2 separate regions of the Homo sapiens genome follow, and region 2 is linked to region 1. The links are chromatin loops, found by intact Hi-C in ENCODE. Cell type or tissue: left ventricle myocardium inferior. All regions are shown on one strand. Each heading gives the region's core, and the rest is flanking DNA. Links, peaks and the distances in the headings are about the cores only. Region 1 overlaps PDSS1 (decaprenyl diphosphate synthase subunit 1). Region 2 overlaps YME1L1 (YME1 like 1 ATPase).

What was found. Peaks named below come from ENCODE experiments on the same cell type or tissue, not always from the same donor. Only the 100,000 strongest peaks of a DNase experiment are listed, where the experiment ranks them.
Region 2: it touches region 1 in a loop (4-fold over the local background); 3 of 110 quality-filtered maps call a loop at or near these places.

Annotation. Positions count from the first base shown.
Region 1 is chr10:26,741,074-26,749,416 of GRCh38, reverse strand. PDSS1 (decaprenyl diphosphate synthase subunit 1) reads right to left here. Exons shown (of 12, transcript NM_014317.5): 11 at 6,840-6,920; 12 at 2,619-3,084. The coding sequence ends at 2,944. ABI1 (abl interactor 1) reads left to right here. Exons shown (of 11, transcript NM_001012750.3): 11 at 672-2,821. The coding sequence ends at 847. Among named protein-coding and RNA genes, the nearest start is that of PDSS1, 48 kb to the right of the region's middle. In left ventricle myocardium inferior, for the core only: no CTCF peak of the experiment used is centred there; no DNase peak of the experiment used is centred there.
Region 2 is chr10:27,121,770-27,130,112 of GRCh38, reverse strand. YME1L1 (YME1 like 1 ATPase) reads left to right here. Exons shown (of 19, transcript NM_014263.4): 9 at 3,327-3,417; 10 at 6,414-6,566; 11 at 7,140-7,272. Among named protein-coding and RNA genes, the nearest start is that of ANKRD26, 25 kb to the right of the region's middle. In left ventricle myocardium inferior, for the core only: no CTCF peak of the experiment used is centred there; no DNase peak of the experiment used is centred there.

The DNA.
Region 1 (8,343 bases), core at 62-8,061:
TTACGCATATGTAAAATTCCAAAATCTGAAAATCCCAAATCCAAAGCAGTTCTGATCCCAGGCATTTCAGATAAGGGTTACTCAACCTGTATCTTGAACTGAAAAAATTACAGACACCACAGAATTGCAAAGTTCTCTAAGTATTAATTAAAATCCTTTAAAGTAAGTAAATATTCTTTAAAAAAAAATCTGGGGACAGTCCCTTAAATTAGCATGGGTCCTTGAATGAGTAGGATGTGATTTACCTTCCAGTAACTGTGTTTTTTCAAATTAGATAGCTTGGATTGTTACCTGGTTTACTGAATGGCTATGCAGCTTTCTTTGCCTGATAATTATTTTGAAAAGCCGGTGCTTTGCATATGATAGGCACTTGGTATTTGAATGAATTGAAACATCTAATAAATTCTAAAATTCAGAGAGCTTTCTTAAAGTGATTGACAGAACCTATTGATGTATTCAGTCTAATCAGATTGTCATTTGGCTCTAAGATTAAGCCAATGATTTAAGTACATGGTTGGCCACTGACCTACTTATATTGATAGATACAAAAATTAAGAAATCTTCATAAAAATAGTTTTGCTGTGCTATATATTTAATTGTCTTTGTCTTAAAATTCAAGTAAATTTTGGATATAGTGCACTCATGTGATATTTCAACTGTTTTTTCCATAGTTGTTGCAATATATGATTATACAAAAGACAAGGATGATGAGCTGTCATTTATGGAGGGTGCAATCATTTATGTTATAAAGAAGAATGATGATGGCTGGTATGAAGGAGTCTGCAATCGAGTGACTGGTCTGTTCCCTGGGAACTATGTTGAATCAATCATGCACTATACTGATTAATTTTTTTTTTTCTTTTGAAGTAGATTCTTATTACTCAGTCATACTGTGGGACTATTATGGTTAACAGAACTGTCTTAATATGTTTTAAAATGTGCCCATATTTTCAGAACATGCTGTTTTATTGGTAAATTGAATGTCTACCTGTAAGCATAAATCTTTGAGGCAGTTTATGTATTGCTGAATAGCAATTTATACAAGAAGCTGTCCATAACTGATTATGCTTATGTACTTACTTACACATTTTTAACTTTATGACCAGCCTAAATATTCTGGGGGAAGTGGGGTATAATATTTAACGAATCATGATTCAGATTGTACCATTACATGTTTCAGTGCAGCATGGTTACTAACGCTATGTCAGACTAATATTAAAATCAGAAAATTTAAATGCTGGTGCTGGTCAGACTTTTTTTGTTAGATTCTCTCATTTAAAAAAAATACTGTTTGTTTAAAGCATGCATAAAAATTTATGTATTGAAATATACTTAAAAATTCAAGATGCTTCCCATTTGTGTAATATTTACCTGGAGGACTCGTACTTAGGTGTCTTAACGTGAATTGAGTCTCCAAGGTCTCCATGTGAAACAAGCAAAAAGAGAATTATCTGTAATGTTGTAATTTGTACCTAAGTTTTTTAATGAGTGAAATTTGCATTATAAACTTTTTCCATTCATAAATACATAAGTGAACCAAAGGTTTTTGTCCTTTCCTTCACTGATTTGCTTTAAAAAAAATAAAAGATAATGATTTATTGCAGAATTATGATTCTATTTTCTCAATATGTTAACTTGGAAAAAAATTTTAGCCTTATCTTAATCTGTCCCAACAGCAATGTGACGGATTTTTGCAGATTCAAAATCTGCAATGGTTATTTACAAGTCAATCTACTGAATTCCTTTTTTAAATAATCTTTTGAAACTAAGAAAATGTGTCAAATTGTGTGCATTCATTCTGTAGGTAAAATTCTTAAGGATTGCCATGTCAGTCCTTCAGTTGTACAGTGAACTGTTGTACACTGGTTCAATGAAAGGAAGTTAAAAGTACCTTTTACATATTGTAAAAGTGGATACAGTTGATTTGTGAGTAGGCACTCTTTAATCCATTACCTGGCACTAGCAACATTAGAATTTTAAAATAAAATAATTGGGAAAGAAGGTGGGTCATGTATTAATCAGTGAACAGAGATTTACCTAACCAACAGACTTGGATTGTCTTTTGACATAATCAAAATGCAACACATGCACTTTGTGTGTCTCCTCTTAATTGAAGGGAGGGCTGAGGGATGTTTTCTCTTCTTGTCTTGTGTATAATTCTCTATTGCTTAGGATATTAAAGTAGAGCACTCAAGTGTGGGTTTCTGTGTTATTGAGGATTTGTTTGGAATTCAAATTACAGTTATGTACTGGATGCTACAGACTTATAACAGCATAGTGAATGGTAAGACTAGTGCAAAACAGTTATTTCTGAAAATTAAAGACCATTATTGCTACCAAATCAATGTGACTATTTCATATGCATTTTGCCTTTGTTAATTTTAAACAAACAAAGTATCATTAGTGATCAGCTAGCTACCTTCTACTTTCCATTTTTCAAGTGGATTGTTCTCTTAATTTGTATATAACCTGTTGTCTAAATTTTATGTACAGTCTTTTATAATAAACCATTCTCCTATATGAAATTTTGGATACTGTTAAAATATAACTCATGTGGACTTCAATGCAGACTTCACATTTTTCTGACCTTTACTCCTACGGTAAATCAAGACAAACCATTTGAATTTTAACATTGGTTATTTATTTGTGTAATGGCCTTACATGTGGATATTAACAGTGTAAACAATACCACATATAACCATCAAGATACCTTGATTATAATTTATAGGACTAGAATGACAGATTCAGGTGGTTTATTAATTACATTTAAAAAGTTTTCTGAAAAAACTTTTGCAATAAAAAAAAATAAATTGCCCATCAATAAGTTTGATATCTTTTAAAATGATTTTTGGTTATCTGCACATGAAGCAAACAAAGTGTATTCCACAAAATTCTTTAGGCACAGTCTGGTAAGATAGCTGCCAGAAAGAACAGAAAGAGTTGTCATTTATCTCTTGTGAGTACAATTTCTGAAAGCTGAATGAGGGCATCTCTTTCTGGGGATGGTCGAAGTTTACTGATCTCTCTTATTGCTTCATGGCAGTACTGCTGGGCGAGGTAGGTTGTTTGTTGCACACCATCACTCTATAAGATACAGAACAAAACAGAACAGATGCCTGTCACTGACTGAATCAGCGTTTTAACTTCCTGCTATAATAAATGAACACATAGTTTTGAGATCAGATGAGCTGAGGATTACAGTTAACAGTCAAACTACATCTCTAATGTTCTTTTCCCGACTCATAGTGCTAACTTCCTTTAGGCCTTTTTCTCATATTGAAGCAAATTTTTATTCTATTAGCATGCAAAGCAACTAGCTCATCAATATTACATAGTCATTCGTTTTCCCCTAATTTTTACTTATTAGAATTTCTCAGAAGTTCTATGTACAAAGTATCTTTATACAACATTTTTAAATGTAAAAAAAACACAAGTAAAACTTACTTAAAAAATAAAGAATAAAGACATAACAAAATGAAAGTACAGAGGGTTTATGATGAAAATCAGCTTCCTTTCTTCCAAAGGCACTCACTTTATCCAATAGTTTTTTTTTTCTTTTTTCTTTTTTTTTGAGACAGGGTCTCACTCTGTCACCCAAGCTAGAGTGCATGACATGATCTTGGCTCACTGCAACCTTCACCTCCCGGGCTCAAGCGATTGTCCTGCCTCAGCCTCCCAAGTAGCTGGGACTACAGGCGCGTGCCACCATGCCCGGCTAATTTTTGTATTTTTAGTAGAGATGGGGTTTTGTCATGTTGGCCAGGCTGGTCTCGAACTCCTGGCCTCAAGTGATCTGCCTGCCTTGGCCTCCCAAAGTGCTGGGATTACAGGTGTGAGCCACCGTGCCCAGCCTAGTTTTTATTTCTTGATTACCAATTTTAGTTATTACCTGTTACCTTTTTGTTAAGATGAGGGTTTAGCCCACCCACAATGTGCCGCCTCATCATCACACTGCTGTCTTTAGTTGTTTTGTTGATTACTTCTGTTAGGTAGCATCAACTTCAGATTTTATCTTCTATGAGCTCTTGTCCTTTCCTTTAACTATACTGTTTGTTAGACTATAGATATTTACATCCTATTCTATAACCATGTTTTAAAATATTGGTTCTTTCTAAAAGCCAAATACTAATAAAGTATCATTTCTATGATGTAAAAATATTTATTGCAGAATCAAGTCATATACTATAATTCTATTTCCTTCTCCATGGCTCATGATCCCTCTGACATTTATTTATTTTTTTTAAATTTTTTTTGAGATGGAATCTTGCTCTGTCGCCCAGGCTGGAATGCAGTGGCGTGATCTTGGCTCACTGCAACCTCTGCCTCCCAGGCTCAAGGGATTCTCGTGCCTCAGCCTCCTAAGTAGCTAGGATTATAGGCGTGCACTACCACGCCTGGCTAATGTTTGTATTTTTAGTAGAGACGGGGTTTCACCATGTTGGCCAGGCTGGTCTCAAACTCCTGACCTCAAGTGATCCACCCACCTTGGCCTCCCAAAATGCTGCGATTACAGGTGTGAGCCACTGCGCCCGGACCCCTCTGACATTTAGAAATGGAATATTCCTAACATTGTGGTTGAAATACATCTGATTTTCTATACCAGTTGCTCAAAACATGACATATTTTAGTTTGCTGTTCCTTTTTGTACAGAAGCCTGCCTTCTCTCAGTGTTTTCCACACGTTTTCCTGAAGTACATCTGCAAATAACCTACCCAGAAAGTGTTCATGGGGACTGAGCGCGGTGGCTCACGCCTGTATTCCCAGCACTTTGGGAGGCCGAGGCGGGCGGATCACGACGTCAAGATCGAGACCATAATGGCCAACATGGTGAAACCCCGTCTCCACTAAAAATACAAAAATCAGCCGGGCGTGGTGGCGGGTGCCTGTAGTCCCAGCTACTCGGGAGGCTGAGGCAGGAGAATCACTTGAACCCGGGAGGCGGAGGTTGCAGTGAGCCAAGATTGTGCCACTGCAACTTGAGCCTGGCAACAGAGCAAGACTCAGTCTAAGAAAAATACAATAAAATAAAATAATAAAATAAAAATAAAATAAAATAGTGTTTATGGGAAGTCAACATTTTAGTCCTGATGTGTGGTGACTTTCTTTTGCCTTCGGATTTAATGGATCCTAGGTTTAAAATGTTTCATCCTCACTTGGAAGACCTTCCTCCACTGCCTTCTAGTATCCAGTATCTTTGCTATTCATTGAGCCAGTTTTGACACCATTTTCTAGCATAAGTGACCACTTTTTTGTTTATTTTCTTCCTGAAATACTTGTTACATGATGGTACTGGTCCTTGTAGCTCTTGTTATTTTTCACTATTTCCCCCTTTCTGTTTTACACTTGGGAGGATTTCCACAATTTCACATTGCAGCCCTTCTTTGGAGTTTGTTCTTCAGTCATTTTCAGTTTCTTAGAACTTGCTCTTACTCATTTAAAAAGTATGATCCTGTACTGTTTTGTGAATGTGGTATCTTTTTGGATCCTCCTATTTACGTTTTTCCTGTTTTTTTTTCCCCCTGTTATTTTGGTCCCACTCTTTTGTTCAGCAAGCTTTAGTCAACTTATTTGTAACCCTGAGTTGTCTATTCATATTTAATGAGGGAATAGGCCTAGAAGCTCTGTGGGTGAACAGGGAGCTAGAATTTTGGAGAATTTGTTCAGAGAACATTCCCGTGGATTTTTGTTTCCTCTAAATGTGTTTCTGGCTAGGATTGCTGGAACTTTGCTATTTTCCATAGGTGCTACTATTAACTTCCCTCTTTTCAGTTCCACTTCCCACTCTAGCTTTCAATAATACCATTATTTCTGAAGCCAGAACCTCTCCCAGGGAATATTGACTTCTTTATCAGCTCCAGCTCCCTGCCATAGTTTTTAATAGTACGTTTAAACCATTCTCCAAAAAAGGCAGTAACCCGTAGTGAATAATGGGGCTTAACAGTATAGTCAGTTAAGAGAGAAAAATAACCTTTTAGGGGTTGGGGTTGCTTTTTAAATTTTTTAAGAATCTGGAAGGTAATTATTTGGAAGTCTTTCAGGTACTACACTAAGTACAGATCTCATGCCACACTTGCTTTGTAATGATTTTTTGCTCACTCCGACTCATCCAGTAGATCTGTTGGCTGCAAATGACAGTGAACTTGGAAATGGCTCATTCTCACAGGAGTCAGTCACCAAAACTCAAGTCATGCAGAGAGATCTGGCTTCCACAGAAAAGTTCTGAAGATACGTGGCAATATATTTAAAGCAAGCCACTAGCCCCTGAATGGGGTTAAATGGTTCTCCCTTTAAAAGAAAAACATTTATATAAATGTATAGTTTGCCTGTGTTGGTTTATTGTTTTCAATGATCATTTCTTTAGTCACACTTTTATAACAGGTAGGATGGACTAGGAAAGCCCAATTATGAGTAGACTATTGCAGCAGTCCAGCAGCAGCCCGGATGGGGTCATGGATGGGGACATGGATGAGGCTGGAGCCGAGGCTGGGTGACTGGGGGCCCAGTGATTCTGTTGATGGACACAGGGAAGGCTGGTTCCACACCACTGGGTTTCAACACTAACAGTTCACCACAATCACTTAGGTACCTTTTAAAAGATATTAATGTCTGTGCCTTACCTAAGACCAGTTAAAACAAAACATTTCGTAAGTAGTCTAGAAGAGAAATGAAAATAAAAAATCAGAAAAATGAGTTTTCCCTTCTCAGTTTTTGTCACATCAAGAGTTGACCAAACAGTCTTGTATCTATAATTTAATGTTTAGTTAATGTTACATTTTTGGATTAAAGGATTTTGCCACGTTGTTCCTGCTGCTGCCTTTTTTTTAAAAAAACAGTCTTACCTGTAGTACATACTGTCGAGCTCTGTCTACATCTCCAGGCAAACTGAACCGTCGCATGATCATAGCATTCATTTCTGGGAACTAACAAAAAAAGAGAGAAAATCTGAGAAAATCTATTTATTTCTCTTGGGAGAAACAAGTGTTCTAACACTAGTTTGTAACAATAGGAAATAACAAGAAACAACAAAAATGAAACTAAGTGTCTAGATGATGTGGGGGAGCAGTAAACTGTGGCAACAAAAGCTGAGCTAAGAGACATCCACCGTCTATGCCTAGGCACTGTGGTGGTGTATGGGAGGAGAAGACATTAGTCCTTGTTTATTCTGATGTTTTATCCTAGTCCAACACTGAGTTAAGAGAGGCAGGAGGAATAAAGTACATCTTTAAAACAACATGGTTCTGGCCAGGCGTGGTGGCACACGCCTGTAATCCCAGCACTCTGGGAGGCCGAGGTGGGCGGATCACCTGAGGTCAGGAGTTTGAGACTAGCCTGGCCAACATGGTGAAACTCCGTTTCTACTAAAAATACAAAAAATTAGCCGGGCATGATGGTGCACGCCTGTAATCCCAGCTACTCGGGAGGCTGAGGCAAGAGAATTGCTTGAACCTGGGGAGGTGGAGGTTGCAGTGAGCCGAGATTGCGCCATTGCACTCTACCTTGGACAACGAGTGAAACTCCGTCTCAAATAAAAAATAAAAAACAACATGGTTGTTAAACTTTAAATCGTATCAGGATCACCTGTACTGCTTGTGGGGCCTCTCCCCCAGTTTCTGATTGAGTAGGGATGGAGCCTTGGCATGCATTTCTAACAGATGCCACCATCTAACAGGTGACACCAGTATCTCTGGTCTCTGCCAACATTTTGAGAGTCACTGGCCTAGGATGAGGATGGGAATTAGGCATTCTACTCTAAGTTCTAAATTGATTACCAACTGAAAGCTACTGAGGTTTCTGAGCAGAGGGCATTATGTGCAGAGCTCTGCCTTAAGCAGTGTGTAGAGTGGATCTGAGCAGCGGTGCATGACATTGACTGCATACTGGGATCAGCTGGGGAGTGTTTTTTGTTTTTTTGTTGTTTTTCCCCCCCTCCTGTGATGGAGTCTTGCTCCATCACACAGGCTGGAGTGGTGCAGTGGCACGACCTCGGCTCACCACAACCTCTGCCTCCCGGGTTCAAGCAATTCTCTGCCTCAGCCTCCTGAGTAGCTGGGACTACAGGTGTGCGCCACCACACCCGGCTAATTTTGTACTGTTAGTAGAGACAGGGTTTTGCCATATTGGCCAGGCTGGTCTCAAACTCCTGACCTCAGGTGATCTGTCCACCTCAGCCTCCCCAAGTGCTGGGATTACAGGTGTGAGCCACCGCGCCTGGCCTGGGGAGGTATAAATACAGTTGCCTAGATCCTGTTCCCAGAGACTTTGGTTATACTGGCTTGGGGTTTAGCCTGGGCACCAAGATTTTCAACCTCCTCCCGCCCACCCTGGTATTTTTAATGTGCCGCC
Region 2 (8,343 bases), core at 281-8,280, 380 kb before region 1:
AAAGAGCAATGTTAGTGGAGTAGCAGGGGTTAAATTCCAATTGCAGTGGGTTTACAAGAGGTGGAAAGAAATGAGATGGAATAGAGGATTGCAAACAATTCTTGGATTTTGTCTGACAGAAGAGCACAGATAATGTATCTCATAATACAAAATAAAGTTGGAATGTTGGTAAACTGTTAGGTGGGGGGTTGTGGAAATTGATAGAATCAAGGTCACCAGCAGAGAGAATATGGCTGGGAGAGGAGGAATGAGTGGTTAATGGAGGAAGTAAATTGTGTAGCAATAGGAGAATGAATGGAAACAGGAAATAAAACTGTTGTGCTCACTTGAAATTTTGGATCATGAATTTATATTAAGTCAAAATGAGTGGTTTTTCTACTGATTTTTTTTTTTTATTTTATCTTTTCCAAATGTGAATTCTGCAACTTTAGTACCACACTGTGCTCTTCTCTGTGCTTTGCCATTATATCTGCTCTATTACATTTGATTTCTCAGAACTGTAGTGGCTGGGTAATTATCTTTCAGGAGTGTTTTAGAAGAAATTCTTCCGCAGGAGGGATTTGAAGTACGTGATCTGAGGACTCTTCCAACTCTGAAGAGATTGGTTATGTTATTATTTCTGCTTTTCTTCTTTACTTATTCGTGTCTCTGTTTATACATAACCATGTTTTTTCAGCCTTGACTATTGGGGAATAAGGCATTGGGAATCATTATGATAGTTTTACAACCAAGTAGTTCTTTCCTTTCCTTTCCAGTTTAAATGGCTATGAACCCTGTTGGAATTGTATAAAGGGAACAATTGAGGAAGAGGTTGGTGCAGTGATTATTTGAAAACTTCAGTCATCAGCGTGGAGGGCCCTTCTCATTGTGTTTGAGGTCTGCATGCCTTTTCTAAATTGAGCCTGTATTAAGGCTGAGGTCAGACACAGCATTGTTATTCTCTGTCTGTAATGTACTTACATACTTACTGAATATATCACACTTCTTTTGGAATGAGAGTTTTTTTTTTTTTTTTTTTTTTTTTTTTGAGACAGGGTCTTGCTCTCTTGCCCAGGCTGGAGTGCAGTGGCATGATCATGGCTCACTGCAGCTTTGACCTTCTGGGCTCAAGTGATACTCCTGCCTTAACCTCCCTTGTAGCTGAGACCACAGGCATGCACCACCACACTTGGCTAATTTTTTAATTTAATTTTATTATTCTTTCTAGACAGGGTCTGGCTCTATCACCCAGACTGAAGTGCAGTAGTGTGATCTTAGCTCACAACAACCTCCTCCTCCTGGGCTCCAGCCATCCTCCCGCCTCAGCCTCTCAGGTAGCTAGGACTACAGGCGTGTGCCCCTATGCCTGGCTAATTTTTGTAGTTTTTTTTTGTAGAGTCGGGATTTAGCTGCGTTGCCCAGGCTGGTCTTGATCTCCTGAGCTCAAGTGATCCACCCATCTTTGCCTCCCAAAGTGCTGGGATTATAGGCATCAGCCACCAAGCCCAGCTGATTTATCTTTCTTTTTCTTCTTCTTTTTTTTGGGGGGTGGGGGAGCGGTGTAGAGACAGAGTTTCACTTTGTTGTCCAGGCTGGTCTCAAACTCCTGAGCTCAGGCAGTCCTCCCATCTCAGCCTCACAAAGTGCTGGGGGTAACAGGCATGAGCCACCACGCCTGTCCTGGAATGTGGGGATTTCTGAGTACTAAACTAAAGCCATGCTGATAACTAAGCATAGTGAAAGTAGACATCACAATTAAGGTAGATCCTTACCAAGTTTTCCATGCTAAAATGAATCAATTTTATAATTGCTGTAAGACCTAAATTTATATAGAGCAAAGTAATTCAGTAGCATTTACCAGAACAGGTTTGCCATTAGGTAGTTCCTGTGACAAATGTTTACCAAATCTCAAAGAGCTTGTATAGGAATGTCATTTCCTTGCCTAGAATTTCTGAATATATGGGCACACTTATATATATAGCCTTAAAAATATTAATAAGGGCATTTAATAACTTGATTCATTACCTTGATCCCATTAACTATTTTCCTTGATAGATCTTATGTTCCTCAAGTGGGGATTCTCTTGCCACAGAATTTGGAGAGAGAATATAGTTTATTTGAGTATTAAATTATGTTTAATCTCTTCTTTATTCCTACAGCTTAAAATTGGAATTATATCTATTATTTTGACCAAATATATTTTAGTCTTCTTTTAGTACATGGATATTATCTTTCAAGTTCTCTTTTAATAAACCAGCCAAGTCTTTTTTTAACCATAAATTTCATTGAAGTTTAACAAATTCACACAACAGTGCACAAATCCATAAATTTTCACAAACTGTCTGTGTTATAAGTACCCAGCTCAAGAAATAGAACCTTAGCAGAAGCCCAGAACCTCCTTGATGCCTCCTTCTGGTTACTAACCTAGGGACAATTTCCTGTCTAATACCATACATGAATTTTCCCTATTTTTGAATTTTAGATAAATGTAATCCATATAGAATATCCTCTTTTGTATGAGGCTTCTTTTATTCAACATGTTTGTGAGATCCATCTATGTTACTTGGAGTTGAGGTTTATTTATCCTTTATTGCATAGTATCCCATTATAAGAATACTACAACACGGTGCAATTACACTACTTTAGGGTGGACATTTATTTCTAGTTTTTGGTTCAAATACAGCTGGTGTGACTATTTTTATACAAGTCTCTTGGTGAACATATGTACACGCTTCTCCTGGACCTAGGAATGGACAAAGCTTTGTTTTGTATTTTTTTAAATACTCTGAAAAGAAAATGCTATGTTTTTAACCATTAACTTGATTAAAACATTATTACATTTTTAATTATTTAATCAGAATAACTTTCAAAGATCATTTCAAGTCTAACAAAAAAACATAACTTTGTTCTTTAATAAGTGTAATATTTCCTGGAAATATGCCTGGGAATTTTTCTTGAAATAATAAGCGAATCTTGACATTAATTGGACATTTTCAGAATGCCCTTTGGCGTGAAGCTATGTTTCATGTTTTAGAATGCTCCTCTCTAGGTACTTTCTTTTTAACCCTGTCCAATGTACTTGACTTTTGTTTTCTCACTGAGAAAATGAAAGTTCAGAATGATTTTTTTGGGGATAGTAAGGAGACTTTGCATAATGGGAAATAATGGTCAGGGGAAAACCCTTTGTTTTATAAGGGGCCATTTTTGTATGCTTTTTTTACTGAAACAGAGAAGGTCAGGTTAATTCCATATCCAAATTAAATTTATGATTTTCAAAAGGGAAGCCTTGATAATCTAACCAAACGTGTCCATTATCTAAAGTTATTTGGAAAATTGTGTCACTTTAGGTGGAGGAAGCTAAACAAGAATTACAGGAAGTTGTTGAATTCTTGAAAAATCCACAAAAATTTACTATTCTTGGAGGTAAACTTCCAAAAGGTAAGATATCTTTTCTTTATCATGATTTGATGGAAAAAACAAAAACAAAGAAACAAACAAAAAAAACCTATATTACTTATTTAATTTTAACTGATTAAAGTTTAAGTCTTAATTGCTATTTTACAAAATAGATGTTCATTCTGAACATACAATTCCATAGCCTTTTTTTTTTGGTAACTGCAAGTTTTTATATACTTTCAAATTTAAAGTTACAAGAATAGTACATAGAATGCTCCTCATACCCTTTACCTAGACTCACAAATTTTTAATATTTAGTTTCCTTTTTAGACCCAGGCTTGAGTGCAGTGATGCAATCATGGCTCGCTGTAGCCACAACCTCCCGAGTTCAGGCGGCCCTCCCAAGTAGCTGAGACCACAGGTACACACCACCATGCCGGCTAATTTTTGTATTTTTTGTAGAGATGAGGTTACTCCATGTTGCCCAGGCTGCTCTTGAACTCCTGGGCTCAAGCGATCCACTCACTTTGGCCTCCTAAAGTACTAGGACTGCAGGCATGAGCCAGCGCACTCAACCTAACTCCATTTTAAAAATCATTCACTTTGTCTCTTTATGTATATATAAATATAAAAATTATTTGTAAATAAATAAATTTTTAACTATTTGAGAGTAAATTGTAAACAATCACCCCAAGTGTGTATTTCCTAAGAATAAGGATATTCTTCTATGTAACTCCAGAATAATATTAAAATTAGGACATTACTGGGTGTGGTGGCTCACGCCTTTAATCCCAGCAGTTTAGGAGGTGGAGGCGGGTGGATTACTTGAGATCAGGAGTTCGAGACCAGTCTGGTCTTGAACCAGGGGCCATTGGAGTTCCAACCAGCCTGGCCAACATGGTGAAACCCTGTCTCTACTAAAAAAAGAAATTAGCTGGGCTTGGTGGCAGGCGCCTGTAATCCCAGCTACTCAGGAGGCTGAGGCAGGAGAATCGTTTGAACCTAGGAGGCAGAGGTTGCAGTGAGCCGAGATTGTTCCCACTGCACTCCAGTCTGGGTGACAAAGCAAGATTCTGTCTCAAAAAAAAAAAAAAAATAGGACATTTAACATACATACAAAACCATTATCAAATTTAGAGTCTATATTCAAATTTCAGCATTTGCTCCAATAGTATCCTTTGTAGTGTTGCCCTGATCCCTACCCACTTCCCCAGTTCAGGACCTAATCCAGGATCACAGGTAACATTTAGGCTTTTATTGTTTTTTTTTTTTTTTTTTTCAAATGAAACAATGAAACAATTCCTTAGCCTTTTGTGAGGGAGTGGAGAGAAGAGGATCTTTCATGATTTTTACAGTTGCAAAGAGTACTTGCCTAATTATTTATAGAATGTTCTCAGTTTAGCTTTGTCTGATGTTTTCTCATGGTTAACATGACTTTTAATGACTTCACAGTATCCTTCTAATTTATGGTTGTATCACAATTTAACCATTTATATTGAATTTTTATATGGTTTCCAGTTTTTTTGCTATTAAGAATAGTGCTGTGTTTCATCTTAATTCAAGGCTTTGCCTGCATGCTTAATTATTTCTTTAGAATAAATTTCTAGAAATGGAATTGCTGAGTTAAAGGATGACACTCCTTTTTAATGCTTGTTTTTATGCTGCCAACTATCTCCACTGAAAATACAGCAGTGTATGAAATTATTTGCAGTAACCTTTGCTAATTTAGGGTACATTTATTAAATCAGTGCTTAATAATGATAACTTTAGCTAATATCACTGGCAAAAGCCTTATCAACATCATGTACTTCCTGATGCTCTAGAAAGGACCCAAGTGATGGCTTATGTGGTGTCCACGCAAAAAGGAATTAAAAAAGAGCACAATCTCAATACAATCATGAGAAAACACTGGAAAAGCCCATATCAGGAGACATTCCACATACCACCTTTACATTTATTTAAACATCACAGAGTGAATGTTTAAAACCATAGAAGTATTAATAGTTACACTCTTCCTCTTTCTAATCACAAGGAGTATTTTAAATTTGTAGAAAATTTGAGTAGTATAAATTTGTAGAAAAATCTTCAGATACCAAGATGTAATCCACAGAAATTAATATGATTTAAACCAGTTAAGTATAACTAAAACATGACAATACTAGGATAGTCTTAAAGCTATTTTTGAGCTTGAGCTTTCTTTAAAATTTTTTTTATGTTAAAATGCAGCAAACATGTATGTAAAGAAGTTTTGTTGCTTTTTAAATGTAATATGTATATTTATAAAAACATATAAATCAGGTAATTCTGTTTTTCTAACGTGAAAATCTTTGGTGTTATGAAAATTTGCAAACATGGAAAACCTTGAAAGAACAGTACAATTAACATCCATATCCTATCCACTTAGACTCAACAATTGTTAACATTCTGTCATATTTGCTTTCTGTGTTATGTGTGTATTTTTCCCCCTGAACATTTGAAAGAAAACTATAAACGTCAACTACTTGACATCTAAAGACTTTCTTGTACATCACCTAAGAATAAGGACAGTGTCCTAAATAAACATAATAACCTTATCCCACCAAAGGAAATTATGCCTATTTCCTTAATATCATGTACTCTCAGTCTTGTTTAAATGTTTTCACCAGATGTCTCTAGAATTTTTTGTTCTTTATGAAAAAGCATCAAATCAGGATTCACTAATTACATTTGGTTGTTTAGTCTTTTAATCTATTTTTACATGAATTTTATCTTATTTAGTGATAAATGGGTTTATATTTTTTTGCCTCAAGATTCTCCCTGTCATGTCTCTTGTTGATATGGAAACAATATTTATATAATACAGGAACATTAATTTTGGACAAGATTCTGAAGTGAACCATTAGCAGAGACAAGTACGGTTTGCTGTGTTTCAAAATATTGGTTATTGGTGTGACCTCAGCCTGAAAATTATATAAATGAATAATTATTTATTTTATAGGTTCATATCGAGGGATTTTTTAAAAATACTTTGAATCATTCTCGTTTTCATTTTCTTTTAGGAATTCTTTTAGTTGGACCCCCAGGGACTGGAAAGACACTTCTTGCCCGAGCTGTGGCGGGAGAAGCTGATGTTCCTTTTTATTATGCTTCTGGATCCGAATTTGATGAGATGTTTGTGGGTGTGGGAGCCAGCCGTATCAGAAATCTTTTTAGTACGTTTTGGTGTATCTTTGATGCAGTGCTAAATTTTGTTAAGGGAAGTGTGTATCTTACCCTTTCTTTGCTAATTACTTTTTTTCTTCCTTTTTTTAATTTCTATTTTTTGGGGCCTCCAGCTTTGCATGCTAATTAGTTTTGATTGATAGTTAAAATAGCCATTGTGGGACCTTGGTTTGGGTAACTTACTATATGAATTATCGGAAGAGCTAGTGGAAGTGCAAGATGAAGTTGGAGGCTACCAAAAATCTCTTAGTGTTTTTTCATTTTATTCATCAATTTTGTAGTATGGAATTAAGGAGTAATTAGCTTCAAACCTGATTGTATATATTTGTATAGCTGGAAAGAATGAATGAATGCCCAACTGTTTTGTTTTATATCATTTCTTTGGTATAGTTTTTTCCCCCCTGAAGATACTATTTTTAAGTCAGTAAAAAATGACGTCCTTTTCTTTCAGTGAATATTTTTTGTTGGCTTTTGACAGTTGTATAGGATTTTAATATTTATCTCGTTTTGTTCAAAAGTGTTGACTTTCTTTCAGCTTATTTGAATGTTTTTTGTTTTCTTAGGGGAAGCAAAGGCGAATGCTCCTTGTGTTATATTTATTGATGAATTAGATTCTGTTGGTGGGAAGAGAATTGAATCTCCAATGCATCCATATTCAAGGCAGACCATAAATCAACTTCTTGCTGAAATGGATGGGTAATTGAGTCTTCTTTTTTCTTAGAATATGGTGATGCCTCCCAGCATTTGATATACGTAGAATTGATCTTATGCAAATTATTTCCATAAGGCATTTCATATCTAGAGATATGAAAAATGTGATGTGTATAGGAAACAGAGTAGTCCCTCATGCAAGAACTCAAGACAAGCTTTTTCTCTCAGTATTGTATTGTTTTCATTACTAACTGGATATTTGAATATCAACTCATCTTATTTAATTTATGGTATTTATATCCTTTCTCATTTATTGTTACACTTATGACAGAAAAACAATGATTTATGCCGAGACTAGTAGTCTATTTGAAGAAATACAGTTGTTTCTACATAATTTATGACTAACTTTGAGTGTTGTGGCAGATTTAAAGCTTACATCAATGTTCATAATATAAGAAGCAAGAGGTGATGTTGCTTTGAAAGAAGTATCTTAAAACTCAATATAAGACATTTTGAAACCACATAGGAAGCCCAGGAGCAAATAATTTGAATTGGTATACTTGAAAGTAATTTTTCAAAAATTAACCAGGCACCTAAGCTTTTTATATCAGGTTATCTTTTCCTGCATAGACCAGATAATTGTGAAGGTATGTAGTCAGAGATGAATTGGTGGTTTATTATCAGTTTCTTTTCTTGGCTGTTATTTGATTAATGAAGCTGGGCATGGTGGCTCACGCCTGTAATGCCAGGACTTTTGGAAGCCAAGGTGGGAGGATTGCTTGAGGCCAGGAGTTCAAAACCAGCCTGGTCAAGATAGCAAGACCCTATCTCTACTAAAAATAAAAACAGTCACCGGGCACAGTAGCTCAAGCCTATAATCCTAGCACTTTGGGAGGCTGAGGCGGGTGTATTGCTTGAGGTCAGGAGTTCAAGACCAACCTGGCCAACATGGTGAAACCCCGTCTTTACTAAAAATATAAGAATTAGCTGGGTGTGGTGGCAGGCGCCTGTAATCCTGGCTACTCAGGAAGCTGAGACATGAGAATTGCTTGAACCTGGGAGATGGAGGTTGCAGTGAGCACCATTGAACTCCAACCTGGGTGACAGTGAGACTCC